Regions from separate parts of the Homo sapiens genome. Here region 1 is linked to region 2. Evidence: read pairs that join two places in POLR2A ChIA-PET (ENCODE). Cell type or tissue: IMR-90. All regions are shown on one strand. Links, peaks and the distances in the headings refer to the core of each region. The heading gives the core; the rest is flanking DNA. Region 1 overlaps KIF14 (kinesin family member 14). Region 2 overlaps LOC107985459 (a long non-coding RNA gene).

Region 1 (9,469 bases), core at 1,007-9,006, 84 kb before region 2:
GCATCTAAGCTAGATGTGATGGCACACACCTGTAGTCTCAGCTACTTGGGAAGCTGAGGTAGGAGGATTGCTTAAGTGCAGGAGTTCGAGTCCAGCCTGGGCAACTTAGTCCCCATCTCTTAAGAAAAAAGGGTGGAGGGGCATCTGATAAATGGTAGCTATGATAATAATACCTGTCCTAGAAAGAAATACTCAGCATTTTAACAGTAGCTAACATTTGAGTTCTTTTTTTTTTTTTTTTTTTTTTTTTTTTGTAGCAAGGTTTGTTGTGAAGAGCGAAAGAACAGAGCTTCCACAGTCCACAGCGTGGAGGGGTCCCAAGCGGGTTGCCCAACATTTGAGTTCTTACTATATTCCAGACACTGTGCTAAAGACTTTGCTTATATTCTTTCACAACAATTCTCTGAATTAGATAGTTGTATTATTCCTGTTTTACAGTAGAGGAAATTGAAGTTTAGTGAGGTTAAATATCTTGGAGTCAAGATTTGGACTCAGGCAGATTTGACTCCAGAGTCCAGATTCTTAATTATGAGATTCAGTGAACTTGCTTCCTACTCCCTTCCCAGCCTATTTCCCCAAAAAGAATTTTAAAGAAAGAATTAGTTTTATTTCCCCCTTATTCATAATGTATTTTTCAGGATGATGGGATTTAGTGAAGAACCAGGAATAATTCCAAGATTTTGTGAAGATCTTTTTTCTCAAGTAGCCAGAAAACAAACCCAAGAGGTATGTTCTTATAATACCTGCAAGCTTCTTTTCAGAGTAGAAAATAGTCAAATCAAGTTCAAATCAGTCATGGCCACTAAGGAAATACTTAATGGAAGATCAGTTCTAATTTGTAGATCACTCTTCTTTGGAACAGTGGTATGGAGAGGGAGGGTGGAAATTCTAAATTCAGAATCAGTTTCACCTAGTGGGCAGTGATAGTGAAGTCATCTCTTCTGTCTTTTCTCCCTTGTTTTTGCTTTACTTTTGTGTATACGTAGAGGCTCACAAACATGGTAGCTATGTGCTGTTATACGTGTGTTTGTAGTCAGATAGGTGTACAGTTTAACTAAGGACAGCAGGCATAACCTTTTGGACAACGTGAATCAGAAAGAGTAGTGAAATTGGGATTTGAACCCAGAGTTGACTTCAAAAGCCATGCTTTTTCCACTCTACTACACCTGAATAGGCTGTACTGGCTTCCTATTTCACTTATTCATTTACACATTCAGCTACCTTTTACTGAGCATTCTGCTGTTGCCAGGCAGCTTGTTAGATCAGTTTTTTTTTTTCTCAAATTTTCTTGGTCATAAGAATCACCGGGGATTCTTGGCAGGGACATATATGTGCATGTGTATGTGTATGTACACACTTGCTAAAAATCTCTTCTGGGGGTTCTGAGTCAGTTGGTCTGGTGTAGAGCTTGGGATTTTATAATTTTCATGCTTTTCCTCCAGTATTTTTTATGATAAAGGAAATTGGGAAAATTGTGCTAGATTAGGGGTGTGGAGTTAAAAGACCCAGTCCCTGTATTCAAAGGAGTGTAGTGGGAGAAATAAGTTAACAGCCAAGTACAATCAATTAAATGCTAAACAAACTAAAGTAGATGCTCTAATAGAACATGTAAGTGAGGACATATAAAGTTGGAGGGAGACATTCTCTCAGAGGAAGGAGCAGCTGAGCTTATTTTTGAAGGATACATAGCATTATTAGCTTGGTAAAGAAGGGGAGAAGGATATTCCAGGGAGAGGGAGCAGCATGTACCAAGATTTGAAAGCAAAAAAGTAGGGAGCCTTTGGGAATCTATAAATTGTTCACTGTGTTTTGAGCATGGAATTTGAGGGTGGAAAGTGATAAGAGAAGAAACTAGAGGCTGGGTGCGGTGGCTCATGCCTGTAATCCCAGTACTTTGGGAGGCCGAAGCGGGCAGATCACCTGAGGTCAGGAGTTCGAGACCAGCCTGGCCAACATGGTGAAATCCTGTCTCTACTAAAAATACAAAAATTAGCCAGGTGTGGTGGCACATGCCTGTAATCCCATCTACTTGGGAGGCTGAGGCAGGAGAATCGCTTGAACCAGGGAGATGGAGGTTGCAGTGAGCCGAGATCGCGCCACTGCACTCCAGCCTGGGTGACAGAGCATGACTCCATCTCAAAAAAAAAAAAAAAAAAAAAAAAGAGAATAAACTAGAAAGGCCTGCAGAACTTGGCTCATGAAGGACTGTCTTAGTAAGGATAACTGGTAAGACTTGCTGATTATTGGAAATGGAGGATGAGGGAGAGAGAAATCAATGTTTCTGGTTGGACAACCAGATTAGATATCGATGTCATTTTTTGAGATCACAAGAGGAAAAGTAGATTTGAGTAATTGATGAGTTCTGTCTCTTCTGTGGATATACTGCCTCTCCTCTGTCTTCTTCTACCCTCAACCTCTCATTCCCAGTAATTAAATTGAAAATAGGAGGAGTATGGGGATCAATAGAAATATGGTGGTATTGAGACTATGAGATGAAATATGATTCAAGTCCAAGTTTAGTGGGCATAAGAGAAAGCTGTGGGCTTGTGGGGCAGAGTTCTCTATTGGCTCTCCAGATTTTAGAGGGATAGTAATTTGAAGGTAAAGCCAGGAAGACATAGATAAGTGTAGTGGAGGCAAAGGTCTTTGGAATGATTTCAAAGGACTAGGAGGCTCAGATTTTGCGTGGAATGACTATGTCATTGAATAACATAGTGTAATGAATGCTTAAGAGCCTGGTTGGCCAGGCATGGTGGCTCACGCCTGTAATCCCAGCACTTTGGGAGGCCAAGGCAGGCGGATCACCTGAGGTCAGGAGTTTGAGACCAGCCTGGCCAACATGGTGAATCCCTGTCTCTACTAAGAATACAAAAATTAGCCAGGTGTGGTGGTGGGCGCCTGTAATCCTAGCTATTCGGGAGGCTGAGGTAGGAGAATCGCTTGAACCCTGGAGGCGGACATTGCACTGAGCTGAGATCATGCCACTGTACTCCAGCCTGGGCGACAGAGCAAGACTCTGTCTCAAAAAAAAGAAAAAAAAAAAGAGCATGGACTTTGGAGATACATTATTTGAATTTGAATCTCAGCTTCATCACTGCAGTAGAAATGTGATCTTGAACAATTTACTTAATGTCTTTCTGTGTTTCAGAACAGAAAATAGAGATTATATTGACAATGTCTTTCTCATAGGTTTGTTGTGAGCATTAAATGAGTTGATCTATACAAAAGGTTTTGAAGAGTGCCTGGCACATAGTGAGCCCAACTAAATGTGGTTATATCAACTTTGGAATTAGCCAGGATGGTAGAGAATAATAGTATGTGGATGGGGGTAATAGAAGGTGGTATAGCGAGCATGATGGCAGGAGCCTCAGAGGAGAAGAAAAAAGTAGGACCTCTCCAGTGTGGCCCCAGCTACCTTTTCCAATTTGTTTCCCACACTACATTTTCATTTCTAAGTCCTCCTGGAGCCTCTATAACATAAAATACTATTTTACATAAAATAAGCATTATTACGTGTTTATTGAATTCTGACAGCCCCCATCCCTGTTCATAGCATTTGTCAATGACCTTATAATTACTTGGTGTTCCCTTATACCTGGTCTCTTTGGAAGTGTTTTGTTTCTCTCTCATGACACCAGCTATATTCTGCCTTGTATTACTCATGTACTGTATTGCATCTCCAATTAGCTTCTGAGTTTTTTCAGGATAAAAACTATGTCCAGTTCATCTCATATTTTCCCACAGCTCCTAGAAGAGTGCTTTGTACCTAGTAGGGCACAATAAATATTTGGTGAATTGAACTTAAATCTCTTTGACACTCCCTTGAAGCTTCCAATTCTGTTAGATGCTTGCTGACTCACTTCTGGGTCAGTGGATGAAATTTATTTCTCTAATAAGGAAACCATGCCCTAACTGTCAGAAGAGCTGTTTGGAAGCAAAGTTTCCCGTTTTTGGCCTCTACACTGTATCTTTCAGAGTCAAAAGGAGGAGAAGCTCAGCCCACTTAATCTAATGATTGCTTTCTCTCCCAATCAGGAAGAATTGTTGATTTAAGGTTCCATCTTACCAGATCAAATGTCAACCTACAGGGTGTCTTTCCTATTCTGAGCACATGTGATGCACAGATGCTGCTGTCCTTGCCCGAGAATGCCCTACCCCCTCTTTCTGGTTCAATCTACTCTGTCTCTCATGCCTCACATTCTATTTACTCCTTCCCTTTTCTCTGGCCATCCTAAATTTTCCCTTTTCTGATTAGTCATATTTATAGTCATCTCATTTTGATTCTTAATTAATTTTCTATTGCTGTGTTTTATCTATTGGAAGGTATGTTATATGTCTCTGAGATCTTAGCCTCATGAGCAAGAATCTTGTCTTATACTTCTTTATGTCCTGACAATAACCTAAAGCCAAACATGCAGTAGGTAGGTACTTAAGAAATGCTTATTGGATTGAATTGAACCTTATGCAGAAGTTAAGAAGAAATGCAAGGACTTTTGTTGTTATTCATATTAAATTTTTTTTTTTTTTTTTTTTTGAGAGGAAGTCTCGCTCTGTCACCCAGGCTGGAGTGCAGTGGCGCGATCTTGGCTCACTGCAAGCTCTGCCTCCCGGGTTCATGCCATTCTTCTGCCTCAGCCTCCTGAGTAGCTGGGACTACAGATACCCGCCACCACGCCCGGCTAATTTTTTGTATTTTGTATTTTGTATTTTTGTATTTTAGTTTCACCGTGTTAGCCAGGATGGTCTCGATCCCCTGACCTCGTAATCCACCTGCCTTGGCCTCCCAGAGTGCTAGGATTACAGGCGTGAGCCACCGCGCCCAGCCAAAATTTTTTTTATTGAGATCAAATTCACATAACATCAAATTAACCACTTTAAAGTATATAATTCAGTGGCATTCAGTACATTTATAATGTACAACTGTTACTTCTAGTGCCAAAAAATTTTCATTGCCATCAAAGGGGACCCTCTACCCATTAAGCAGTCACAATCCATTCCCCCTTCTTCCCAATCCCTGGCAACTACTAGTTTGCTTTTGTTCTATGAATTTACCTGTTCTGGAAATTTCATATAAATGGAATCATGCAATATGTGGTATTTTGTGTCTGGCTTCTTTCACTTAGCATAATGTGTTGAGGTTCATCTACATTGTAGCACATACAGTACTTCATTCCTTTTAATGGTTGACTAATATTTCATTGTACAGATATTGCCAGTTTTGTTTATCCATTCATCAGTTGATGGACATTTGGGTTGTTGTTTATACCTTTTGGCTATTGTGAATAGTCCTTCTGTGAACACTGGTGCATGTTTTTGTTTGAATACCTGTTCTCAATTGTTTTGGATGTATAGGAGTGGAATTTCCAAATTTCTATGGTGATTCTTTTTCTTTTTTGAGATGGAGTCTCACTCTGTCGCCTAGGCTGGAGTGCAGTAGCACAATCTCAGCTCACTGCAACCTCCACCTCCCAGGTTCAAGCGATTCTCCTGCCTCAGCCTCCCGAGTACCTGGGATTACAGGCGCCCGGCACCATGCCCAGCTAATTTTTGTATTTTTAGTAGAGGTGTGGTTTCACCATGTTGGCCAGGCTGTTCTTGAACTCCTGACCTCAAATGATCCTCCCACCTCGGCCTCCCAAAGTGCTGGGATTACAGGTGTGAGCCACTGTGCCCGGCCCGGTAATTCTATTTTTAACCTTTCAAGGAACTGTCAACTATTTTCCACATTGGCCGCACCATTTTACATCCACTAGCAATGGAGGAGGGTTCCAGTTTCTCCACATCCTCACCCACACTGGTTGGTTTTCACTTCTTATTATTACTGCCATCCTAGTGGGTGTGAAGTTGTTTTTCATTGTGATTTTGATTTGCATTTCCCTACTGAGAAATGATGTTGAGCATCTTTTCATGTGCTTGTTTGCCATTTGTACGTTCTTCTTTGGAGAAATGTCTATTCAAGTCCTTTGTGCATTTTAAAATTGGGCTGTTTGTCTTTATGTTGTTGAGTTGTAGGATATTTTTATATATTTATATATTTTGGATACTAGTTCCTAACCACAGATATGATTTGCAAAACATCAAAATAAATTATATGCTGTGTTTCTATTCCTACTAGGTCAGCTATCACATTGAAATGAGCTTCTTTGAAGTATATAATGAAAAAATTCACGACCTTCTGGTTTGTAAAGATGAAAATGGGCAGAGAAAGCAACCAGTAAGATTAAAACAATTTATTATTTGTTTTGAATTTCTGTTCTTATAAATGTATCTAATTATTTGAGTTCTCTGGATGGTATAGCTTAAAGTTTTACTAGAATTATATGAAAGCAAATGCTTGGATCTACAGTCCAATTAGATTATTTAGAAAATAAGCAGAGCACTGGCCGGGCATGGTGGCTCACTCCTGTAATCCCAGCACTTTGGGAGGCTGAGGGGGGCAGACTGCCAGAGCTCAGGAGTTCAAGACCAGCCTGGACAACACAGTGAAACCCTGTCTCTACTAAAATACAAAAAATTAGCCGGGTGTGGCGGATTGCACCTATAGTCCCAGCTTCTCCAGAGGCTGAGGCAGGAGAATTGCTTGAACCTGGGAGGCAGGTTGCAGTGAGCCGAGATCAAGCCACTGTACTCCAGCCTGGGCGACAGAGTGAGACTTCGTCTCCAAAAAAAAAAAAAAGAAAAGAAGCGGAACATTATCACTAGTAGAAATTAAATTAGTTATCAGATTTAACCTCTTTATTTTAATGAAGAATTGTATAAAACTAAAGATAAAATATTTGTTCTGAGATTTAGTTGGACCATGTAAGTTGAACACCAGATCCCTAATAGTCTATAAGCCAAAACATAGTAAAACTTTTTAAAATTATATTTTTATTATAGAATATGTATTTCAGTGGATTATTTAGCAAATTCATACCTTGTAGATAATCTGTGAAATAGAAAGTTTCACAATTATATAATCTTTTTTAAAAACTGCTATTCAAATTTAAAATTTTTAATTTTGCAATGGACCTTGGAGCACAATAAACAAAAATCTAAAGAAGACGGCTGGGCGTGTTGGCTCACACCTGTAATCACAGCACTTTGGGAGGTCAAGGCAGGTGGATCACTAGGTCAAGAGATGGAGACCATCCTGGCCAACATGGTGAAACCCTGTCTCTACTAAAAATACAAAAATTAGCTTGGCATGGTGGCGCGTGCCTGTAGTCCCAGCTACTCAGGAGGCTGATGCAGGAGAATCGCTTGAACCCGGGGGCAGAGGTTTCAGTGAGCCGAGATTTCACCACCGCACTCCAGCCTGGCGACAGAGCAAGACTCCATTTCAAGAAAAAAAAGGAAGTCAGCTGTCTTCTTCACTTGCCCATGTTTGTGCAGTTTACTATTGGCAACATCAAGAAACTTAAACAAAACTTGACATTTGCTTCTATGATTTCTATATGTTTAAAGCTTCTGGTCACAAAGTTGAAAATGTATAATGTAACAATAAAGAAAAATTTTAATGTCTGAAATTTAACGAATATGTTTTAGAGAGCATTTAAAAGTATATAAATCATAGCTACTGCAAGATTTAACATTCAAATGTCTTACTGAAAAACTAGGAAGACAAGCTGGGTACGGTGGCTGACGCCTGCAATCCCAGTACTTTGGGAGGCTGAGGTGGGCGGATCACTTGAGGTCAGGAGTTCCCGACCAGCCTAGCCAACATGGTGAAACTCCTTCTCTACTGAAAATACAAAAGTTAGCTGGTGTGGTGGCACTGTCTTGTAATCTCAGCTACTCAGAAGGCCGAGGTAGGAGAATCGCTTGAACCCAGGAGGCAGAGGTTGCACTGAGCCAAGATTGCACCACTGTACTCCAGCCTGGGCCACAGAGCAGGACTCTGTCTCAAAACAGACAAACAAACAAACAAAAAACTAGTAAGACATCTGATGCTAAAATATATTGTTCTAATTATTGTCTATTAGACAATTCTAATAGCAGTTTTTTAAGAATAAAAAAACTAGTAAGACTTGATGCTACAATATATTGTTGCATATTGTGCTACTATGAACAGTTTTTTATATTGAAGCTGTTTCCTAATGCCTTACAGATTTGTTTTTGTGAGAGTTTTTGTGGTTTTTTTTTTTCCTGGATAAAATAAAGACAAATCTCTTACCTTAAACTCAAGATGTAGAAAAAGTGATCATTTCAAGTTACATGAAATATTTGTCATACTCCTAATGATGCATGTATTTGCTTCTTCTAGCTGAGAGTGAGGGAACATCCTGTTTATGGACCATATGTTGAAGCACTGTCAATGTAAGTATTTGGCTCAGCAAGGGCAAAGAGGATAAAACAAATGAATAGAGTGAATGTTACTCTCCCATAATCTTTATTGTATTCTCATTGGCCTTCCTAACTTTGAAACCCTGGGTAACTATTTATTTAGCCTTCTACCCTTGATATTGTCCAATTAGGTTTTCCCTCTCTTTCCATAGAGTGTTAGTTACTTGTTTTAATACTTGCATGTGTCTTTCATAGTACCTGTAAAGTGTCTGCCATGGAGTATTCATTATACTATGAAGTAAATATTTGCTTTTTCTTTCTTTTACCCCTTCCTTTCACTATTAATTTAATCTTCCCTCTCAACCTGCTTTTTATACCTATGACTCTAAGCTAGACAGGGAAGAGGGTACTAAGAAGAGTTAAGAGTTTGATGCATGCTAGGAGTCATTTACTTTTTTTTCCAACACTGCAAATGCTTTCTTAAAGGAAAGGAAAAGTTATTAAGTATTAACTCAGCTGCATTTAATACATCTGGGATTGTATTGGGACCCATATACACCCACATATAAATATACCTATGCATATACATATGTGTTAAAGTATATCTTTTGGTATTGTGACTTAGACTTGAATATTAAGATGCTAAGGTGCTTCATTGTATTAAGAAAAATCATACTTTTTGTTAAAATTAAAGCATTATTTTATTTCCTGTCCTTCAAGAATGGGGAAAATAAAAGATTCTGGGAGAATCAATAAAATAATATTCATGAATTAGTCCATTGTGATCTTCAGCGTAAATATGTAATTGAAATGTTATTGTTTTATGAGAACAAGAGTATAATCATCAGTAAAATTGATTTTGTCTTTTCACTTCTTAAAAATAGGAACATTGTCAGTTCTTACGCTGATATCCAGGTAAGATTGATTTTGTTTTCTTTTCACTAGATAGAAAGAGCATAATCCTAAATATTTATAAGAATATTTTTTCTTAATTGCTGTTTTACAAATAAAAGGTTAGTTTCCTTAATTTATCACAAACCGATTTTGTTAAGTTTTAATCAAAATAATTGCTCTTCTTTATTAAAAATGTTGACCTTCATGTAAGCTTAGAGTTATGGAAACAGCCTTTTAAAGTTATTATTTCCTGCCTCAGATTTCTATGACAGAAAAAAAGGCAATGGGAATACAAATTATTAAAAGATAA
Region 2 (9,469 bases), core at 568-8,567:
CAACAGCCTGTAAATGTGCTTGATTTTAGGGTCTTTATCCAAATAAAATATGGCTTGCTGACAGGTTAGGGAACACACCTCACTTCACACATAAACCAGCACTGACATGTTCATTTATTTCTGTAAGGTTTGCAGTCACCTAATGGGGTCGGGTTTACAGGGTGGCCCTTTAGCCCCCACATTTTTTTTCCCTATCAAGTCAAGAAGACTGAAATTCCTGTTGCAAACACCAAAGCCTCTAGGAGAGGCAGAAAAATGACATAGAGCACAGAGCCAACCAATGCAATCCACAAAAATGAGAGTGTATATGCTTAACCATTCCGGAAATATGATAAACACATTTATTTTATTTATTTATTTTTTGAGACAGAGTCTCACTTTGTTGCCCCGGCTGGAGTGCAGTGGCACGATCTTGGCTCGCTGCAACCTCTGCCCCCCGGCTTCAAGTGATTCTCCTGCCTCAGCCTCCTGAGTAGCTGGGATTACAGGTGTGCACCACCACGCCCAGCTAATTTTTGTATTTTTAGTAGAGACGGGGTTTTACCATATTGGCCAGGCTGGTCTCGAACTCCTGACTTCAAGTGATCTGCCTGCCTCAGCTTCCCAAAGTGTTGGGATTACAGGTGTGAACCACCATACCTGGTGGATAAGCACATTTAAAGAGATGCCCACACACTCACATACTGCCTGACATTGTTCATTAATCTTTACAGGAGCCCCTTAAGCTCACCATTTTATACACGGAGAAGAGGTTAAAATTCACACAGCTAACAAGGGCCAGGGCTGAGATTTGAACCTAGTGCACTCTGGTGAGAGGTCTCACCTTCAAACATCCTACCTCGCTGCTGGAGGTGACCACTTAGCAATATTTGCAAAAGGTGCTACAGTTTAGTAAAACAGAAGTGCTTCCTGATTACCTTCCATTCTTGTTAGTCATTTAGGGGTCTGCCAGCTTTTATCACTGGTTAAAATGGTAACCACTTTTCATTCTAAATGAATCCTGCCCTCTAATTAGGAGCTTTAGTAACCTTAGAAGGTGATCTAATGCAAGTAAAATTTAAAAAGATTTTTCACACTTCACTTTTAAAATATGAAATCATGCAGGCAGCTTTGAACCAGTTTTATAACTGTTAGGTTTCCCCCCAGCTGTATAATACCCAGGAAATCAGGCCACCTCACCTTTCTGAGCTTTCAGAACAAACAAAAACTCCAGTAAATCTGGCTTGCTTTATGTTAGTGGCTCTAATTACAACTGAGGGGTCCTGTTCCCCTCTTGCAGCCTCTTTGAGACCTTATGTTAATGGGAGAGCTTCACAGAGTCACTCGTGGTGTTTTCAGTTATGCAGTTTTTTGTTTTTTTTTTTAAACCTGATTTTCTGCTGACACTTACTATTTCTTAAAGTGGCTTTACACTTCTCTTCTTTTGAGTTTGAGCCATGGATGGAAAAACCAGGCAGCTAGTTGTCAGCTCTGGGCTTGGTCTTTATTCTTTGAATGATGCTCCTTAGTTCCCATGGGCAAGGACAAAGCAGGGGACTGTCCTGGGCTGGGACAATCACTCACAGCCACATGATTCATGTGCTCAGTCCAAGCTGGGCATGGCCCAGTGGCGGTGATTTTCATTTGAGTAGACCCGGCTTCGATAAGGATACCTGGAGGGCAACCAGCCAGCTTTTGTGGAGACAATCCCAGAATAAGGTAACTGATCCCACACTAAAATAATGATAGAGTTAACTTCCCAACTCTTTAAAGCATAAGTGCAGTTTGAACAGAGAGTTACTAAACAGAATTCAATGATAGCATCATCCTAGTTCCCTTAGCAAAGACCACATGACGTCTAGGACCAATGAATCACAGAACAGCGGAGATACAAAGAACACGAAAGTCATGCGCTACACCTCTTTGTTTATTTTATTTTATTTTATTTTATCTTTATTTATTTATGTATTTATTTATTTATTTATTGAGACGGATTTTTGCTCTGTCGCCCAGGCTGGAGTGCAGTGGTGCAATCTCGGCTCACTGCAACCTCCGCCTCCCGGGTTCAGGCAATTCTCCTGCCTCAGCCTCCCAAGTAGCTGGGATTTTTGTATTTTTAGTAGAGACAGGGTTTCACCATGTTGGCCAGACTGGTCTCGAACTCCTGACCTCAGGTGATCCCCCTACCTCGGCCTCCCAAAGTGGTGAGATTACAGGTGTGAGCCAATGTGCCTGGCCTATTTTATTTTATTATTATTATTTTTTGAGATAGGGTCTTGCTCTGCTCTCCAGGCTAGAGTGCAGTGGCACAATCAGGGCTCACTGAAGCTTCAACCTCCCCAGCTCAAACAATCCTCCCACCTCAACCCCCCACCCACATACGCCTGCCACTGAGTAACTGGGACTACAGGTGTGTACCACCACGCCCGGCTAAATTTTTTTTGAATTTTAGTAGAGATGAGGTCTCACTATGTTGTCCAGGCTGGTCTCAAACTCCTGAGCTCAAGCGATCCTCCTGCCTCAGCCTCCAAAAGTGCTGGGATTACTGGCATGAGCCACTGCACTCGGCCACTTCTTTATTTTAAAGTACCCAAAGTCACATGGCCAGTTGGCAGTCCAGCAGGCACAGTAGAATTCTTGTGTGATTGGCTATAAATGTTGTGTCTCTAGGAAGTAGCATAAGAAATCACAAAAATGCCTTCAGGAGGGGCAGTAGAAAGGCATCGTGTAAAACAGCTGAGCCTCAGGAGGATGGGCTTAATAAGACATGATTGACAGCCAGCCAAATATCTGTGGCGTGCCTAATGAAAGGGCTCTGAGTGTCTCTGTCATCTGGAGTATGGTGGGGCACATTTTTCCTTAGAGATTGAGGATGGATGGCCACGGTAGCTGAGAGTAGAATCCCCAGTCTGAGAAGCTCCCGAGTGTCTTGTACTGAACAGTGATTTTTTTTTTTCTGTCTAGCATCCCTCATGCATTTGGTGAACTGCTTTTTCCTTATTCTAAATCATGTGAACCTGATTCCAATTGCAGTGTTCCATCCTTGGCCATGGTCATGTGGCCTAGGCCTGACCAAGGAGAGGGAAAAAGAAACAGAGGCCTAAGGATGTCAATTGACTTCCTGGATCCAGCTGTGTCTGAAGAGAGGATTTGCTCTTCTGGACTTTTGGGTTACATGAGGCAATTAAGTTTCCATGACTAATAACCAAAACAGTGCTAACATCTGGGGGTTGGGGAAAGGTTGCTGAAGGGGCTCAACTGGTAGGTGTGGTCATCAGACCGGGCAAAGAGGCAAGCAGTTCCATGACAGGAAAGAGTCCAGACAGCCCATTTCTGCCCACAGTCAGGCCCAGAAGCCCCCAGCATGGGGGCCTGGCAGGCGGTGGGCCCCTCTCTGGACCTGGTCACCTATTGCCTGAAAAGCCTTTTTTATCCCAGGAAAGACAGAGCTATGGGCTGGAGCAAGTATCTTCAGCTTTTCCAGGAAACAGCATGGTGGCTGGTATGGAGACAGAAAGCAGTACAACTCTACTGGCAGCTTGTCTAAGGAAAGATGAGGCTTCTTCTGACCTCTGGTCCCTTGGGGGAACCCAGGAAGACATACAGGCCTTGACTTCTCGGAGCTTGGCTTTCAGAGTGGAGTGGAGGTGCGGGTGTCAGAGCTGCAGGGGTGCAATGCTTCCCCAGGCTCCCAGGTTGATTTCACAGGTGCACCAGTTCTCAGCTCCCCATGGGGGACCGGCAGATGGGTAGTTAGCCAGCTGTTGGAACAAGCACAGCCCAATTTGTCAAGCTTTGTGTGGCCCTGAGGAGTGTTTCTAGTGATTGCCCTTTCTGTTGCAAAACACACCTTCAACTGTTACCCTTGGCATCTGCTGCAGGTGTAAATGTGCTTCTTAGCACTTTATCATTGTCCTACAGTGGGGCTGGGTATTCTGTAACCTACTGTCAAAAGGAATGCTTTTTCACTTATTCACTTTACATCATTGTAAGGATGTTCTGATATTTATAGGATAACCCTTCCATGAAGGTCTAAAACCTGGATCAGATGACTCTTGTAAGTGCATTGCTACTTTGGCATTGAAGAATGGTTGAAATTTCATATATTTGATACCCATGGCCCAATACTCAGAAAACACTGTTGGGAAACACTTGCAAAATGTCAAATTTGATTGAAGGTTATATCAATATTTCCACTAGGATCGGCATGGTGGCTCAGGGAGGGGCCCACAGCCTGTAATCCCAGCACTTCGGGAGACTGTGGCAGGCAGATCACGAGGTCAAGAGATCGAGACCATCCTGACCAACTTGGGGAAACACCATCTCTACTAAAACTACAAAAATTAGCCAGGCGTGGTGGCACACGCCTGCAGTCCCAGCTACTCTGGAGAATGAGGCAGGAGAATTGCTTGAACCCAGGAGGTGGAGGTTGCAGTGAGCCGAGATTGCACCACTGCACTCCAGCCTGGCGACAGAGAGACTCCATCTCAAAAAAAAAAAAAAAAAAAAATTCAGGAAACACTGTAAGTGAAGCTATCATGTTTCTGGTGAAACCTAGATCAATTTGGACCTTGTTGGTCCTGGGATTAGTCAACTGGGTTAGTAACAAATACACGAGTGCTTCCCAGAGGCTCCTGCCCTATTTTATCTGTGCTTAGAATTTTCCAGTTTACCCTCATTGCCTCTGAAGTAGACATGCAATTGTCAGAAAGTTCAGTGGTTTCTAGAACAGTAACAGTTCATGTTTCCGTAGTTCTTCTTTTTTCTTTTTTTCTTTTTTTAAGAATTAGAATAACCCCAACAACATTAATGAAGTTGACTCAGCAGTTACAATGCTGTCTTCTCAGTGGCTGGTTTCCCTGCCTTATTCTTTAGAAGAAATAGAAGTATTGGCGGTGACACGTTTTAATCTACCAGCCGCAGAATATAACCCTGGTAATCATTGTTGGAAAATGCACACATTGTGATGTAATAGATTTTTTACTCACTACGTATTTTCTAAATCCTCAGAGTAAGAATGGGTCTCCTTTAAAGTTCCTAGTGATTTATGCAGAGAGACTTGGCTCCTGGATGTCCCTTGAGCAATAATCACACAGTATTAAAAAGGCATTTGGGGAAGAAGTCTGGGGAAGTCATCTTTGCAGGGATTTTTGGCAATGTAGAGAAGCCCTTTACTTAAAAGAGCACACGATGGGAACCAGAGAACTCCAAAGGTTTTTCTTTTCTTTTTTGTCTATTCAGCTAACTTCAGAATAGATTTGTGAAGAGAAAAGGCAGGGCACTAGTTAATGAGGCATGATTTATAGGCAACCAATGCTGTTCTTGGTGAGGCCTGGAATGCTCACTTAGCCTCTTCTCCGTCAAATCCTCTTGTCTCTCCTGGAGTCACTTCACTGCTCCTGAAGGTGTTCTTCAAAAATCCTCACCTCCAGGTTCCCAAGTTCAAACATGACAGGCTCTTGGCTGATGCAGCCTTCTGCAGCTGGATGCTGGCTTACAAAGAGAGACTGTTTTCCATGTGATGTGATCGCTAGGGGATTGGAAAGATCTCTCGCTCTGCCCCCCAAATATCTAAGTGGCCTTCTCCGGTGCTAGGATTTCCACCATTAGTCATGACTTTGTGTCAGAATTTAGGTCCCTACTAGAGGTTGTGGCAGGTGGGGTGTGGAAGTGAAAAGATTCCTGCATCCAGGATGGGGTTTTATTTTACTTTTATTTTCATTTATTTTAGTTTTTGAGGATCAAAGATCTTTTTTCTAATTTTTTAATTTTTATTTTTTGAGACAGAGTCTCACTCTGTTGCCCAGACTAGAGTGTGGTGGCGCAATGCACAATCTTGGCTCACTGCAACCTCCACCTCCCAGGTCCAAGCAATTCTCCAGCCTCAGCCTTCTGAGTAGCTGGGACTACAGGCATAAGCCACCACACCCGGCTAATTTTTGTATTTTTAGTAGAGACAGGGTTTTACCATGTTGGCCAGGCTGGTCTTGAACTCTTGACCCCAAGTGATCCGCCCGCCTCAGCCTCCCAAAGTGCTGGAATTATAGGCATGAGCGATCATGCCTGGCCCAAGTATCTTTCTAAATTGTGGAACTCGGTACAAAATTAAAGGCTAAATCGGTAGATTTCAAAGTCTGGAGAAAAGTCAAAGCTGTTTTCATTTTTTTTCCTGTTCTTTCCTTATCTCCCTTTCTCAAATTCTTGCTTTTTAGAGGTAACCACTTCCCAACCACCCCACGGCACCTAGTATAGGGCCTCCCTCACAGCCAGCAAGCTCTGAAAATCTCCTCTGAGCTCTTCACCTGTTTTCCTTCCTCCAGAGACCTGGAGCCCACCTGCTGCTACAGAATATCAGGGAGCAGTTAGGAGTAGAGGAGGCACTGGGAGGCATTTGTGAATTAGCAGTTGTTTACTCACTCAGCTGCAGTACTCCAATCTGGATAGGCAGTGACATGGTGCTGAGTAGAAACTGCAGTTTCAAGGAAGAAAAGTCTGGCTAAACTTACTCACGTCAGGAAGGGAAGCAGTGGCTTGACCTTTCAGACATGCCCAGCAAGGGGACACTGGGTGCCAGGGTCACCTGAGTCGCCATCGTACCCCATTCTACCCTCCATGTTATAGCCATTGGAGTGGTGGCTCATTCCTGTAATCCCAGCACTTTGGGAGATTGAGGTGGGAGGATCCTTTGAGCCCAGGAACCCAAGACCAGCCTGGGCAACATAGTAAGACCTCCATCTCTACAAACAAACAAACAAAAAACAAAACAAAACAAAACAAACAAACAAAAAAAAACCCATTCAGGCATGGTGGTGCACACCTGTAGTCCCAGCTACTCAGGAGGCTGAGGTGGGAGGATCACTGGGGCCCAGGAGGTTGCGGCTGCAGTGAGTGGTGATCACGCTACTGCACTCTATCCTGGGTGACAGAGTGAGATCCTGTCTCAAAAAGGAAAAAAAAAAAAGGAAAACAAGGTTAGGACAACTTTAATCTAAAAACAGCATAAGAAAGAGAATCAGTGACCTGAGCTTAGGTTCCAGCTCTGTATCTTTTTTTTTTTTTTTTTGAGAAAGAGTTTTGCTCTGTCACTCAGGCTAGAGTGCAGTGGCGCGATCTTGACTCACTGCAAACTCCACTTCCCCAGTTCAAGCAATTCCCCTGCCTCAGCCTCCTGAGTAGCTGGGATTATAGGCACATGCCACCATGCCTGGCTAATTTTTTTTGTATTTTTAGTAGAGATGGGGGTTTCACCATGTTGGCCAGACTGGTCTTGAACTCCTGACCTCAGGTAATCCACCCGCCTTGGCCTCCCAAAGTGCTGGGATTACAGGAGTGACCCACCGTGCCGGGCCTCTTTTTTTTTTTTTTTTTTTTTGATATGGAGTCTTGTTCTGTTGCCTAGGCTGGGGTGCAGTGGCACGATCTTAGCTCACTGAAATCTCCACCTCCCAGGTTCAAGCAATTCTTCTGCCTCAGCCTCCCAAGTATATGGGGTTATAGGCATCTACCACCACGCCCGGCTAATTTTTGTATTTTTAGTAGAGACGGGGTTTCACCATATTGGCCAGGTTGGTCTTGAACTCCTGACCTCAGGTGATCCACCCGCCTTGGCCTCCCAAAGTGCTGGGATTACAGGTGTGAGCCACTGCTCCTGGCCCAGCTCTGTATCTTTCTGTGCCATCTTGGGCAAATAACATTTCCTTGTGGTTACTCGAAACTCCACATTGCAGAGTTGCAAGGACCACATGGGATGAAGTTGCAAAGTGTTCTGAAAGGCTGCCTATGAGATCTGCAGTTTGGTGCTTCTCACTCCATAGTGTGCTCACGAATCACCTGGGGGTCTTGTTAAACTCAGATCTGACTCAGTGGGTCTGGGACAAGGCCTGAGTCCGCCTTTCTAACAAGCTCCCAGGTGATGGCAATGCCGCTGGTCTATGTATCACACTGTGAGCCGCCAGGATTATCTCAAAGGTTTATCACAGGCTAGACACATTGTAAGTGTTCCAGAGGTGGTGGCTATCATTACCAGTAATATCCAGAATAGCTTTGCTCTTATTTTGATCTAGAGAATTGCTTTAGGATTAACCTCCCACCTCCACCACTAATCTGGGTGATAGAATATTTTGTAGTCCTGGCTGGGCACAGTGGCTCATGCCTGTAATCCTAGCACTTTGGGAGGTCCAGGCACGTGGATTGCTTGAGCCCAGGAGTTCAAGACCATCCTGGGCAACATGGTGAAACTCTGTCTCTACAAAAAAATTCAAAATTAGCCGGGTGTGGTGGTGTGTACCTGTAGTCCCAGCAACTTGGGAAGCTGAGGTGGGAGGATCACCTGAGCCCAGAGAGATTGAGGCTGCAGTGAGCTCTGATGGCACCACTGCACTCCAGCCTGTGTGACACAGTGAGACCCTGTCTGAAAAAAAAAAAAAAAATTGCAGTGCTGAGGAAAATTTATAGCACGAGCCCTTTTTCCTGAACACCCCTTGGACAACCCCTTGAGAGTGAGAACTTTCATGATTATATTTCTAGAAGGAAGGGTTTTTTCTTTATCCCTTGCCATTATCTCTGTCTTTGAATGGGTTAAGATGTATCAAATCTAGATTTCTGTGAGGCCTGAGCTTGGAATAAATCTTATGCCACCTTCAGAGGAGATGTGACAGTTTTCCAGGTTAGACAAGGTACCTACTTGGAGATCTGTTGAGACAGGACTCAGTGTTAATTTTGTGTTCAATCTTCCGTAGTCCAGTCAACATTGCTCGGGAAGATGTGGCTTCTTCTAGTCTGACACAGAATAATGAATACGTGCAGAACCCAGTAACCTCAAGGGCCTCAACAAAGTCTGAGGTATGAGGTATTTTCCTAACTCACCTTTAATCATTTTTTAAAAGTTAAAATCCAGATCCCACACAATTATCATTTTTAAAAGTAAAATTCCATATTTACATTGAACCTGACAGGCATGCAAAAATGTTGTCATGGGTAAAGTAGAAAGGAACTTTGTTGGCTGGACACAGTGGCTCACGCCTGTAATCCCAGCACTTTGGGAGGCTGAGGTGGGTGGATCATCTGAGGTCAGGAGTTCGAGACCAGCCTGGCCAACATGGAGAAACCCCATCTCTTTTAAAAATACAAAATTAGCCAGGCGTGGTGGCCCATGCCTGTAATCCCAGCTACTTGTGAGGCTGAGGCAGGAGAATCGCTTGAACCCGGGAGGTGGAGGTTGCAGTGAGCCGAGATGGTGCCATTGCACTCCAGCCTGGGCAACAAGAGCGAAACTCTGTCTCAAAAAAAAAAAAAAAAAAAAAAAAGGCCCGGCGCTGTGGCTCATGCCTGTAATCCCAGCACTTTGGGAGGCCGAGGCGGGTGGATCACGAGGTCAGGAGATCGAGACTGTCTTGGCCAACATGGTGAAACCCTGTCTCTACTAAAATACAAAAAATTAGCTGGGCATGGTGGTGCGTGCCTGTGGTCCCAGCTACTCGGGAGGCTGAGG

The links. ChIA-PET counts read pairs that join two places held together with the same protein. Peaks named below come from ENCODE experiments on the same cell type or tissue, not always from the same donor. Only the 100,000 strongest peaks of a DNase experiment are listed, where the experiment ranks them.
Region 1: POLR2A ChIA-PET joins it to region 2 with 11 read pairs; 4 of 35 experiments call an interaction of 5 or more read pairs at or near these places.

The regions. Positions count from the first base shown.
Region 1 is chr1:200,605,575-200,615,043 of GRCh38, reverse strand. It overlaps KIF14 (kinesin family member 14), which reads left to right. Exons shown (of 30, transcript NM_014875.3): 4 at 639-726; 5 at 6,116-6,214; 6 at 8,246-8,298; 7 at 9,150-9,180. Among named protein-coding and RNA genes, the nearest start is that of KIF14, 10 kb to the left of the region's middle. In IMR-90, for the core only: no CTCF peak of the experiment used is centred there; no DNase peak of the experiment used is centred there.
Region 2 is chr1:200,521,157-200,530,625 of GRCh38, reverse strand. LOC107985459 (a long non-coding RNA gene) reads left to right here. Exons shown (of 3, transcript XR_001737816.3): 2 at 8,718-8,820. Among named protein-coding and RNA genes, the nearest start is that of KIF14, 95 kb to the left of the region's middle. In IMR-90, for the core only: no CTCF peak of the experiment used is centred there; a DNase peak (open chromatin) is centred at 4,925.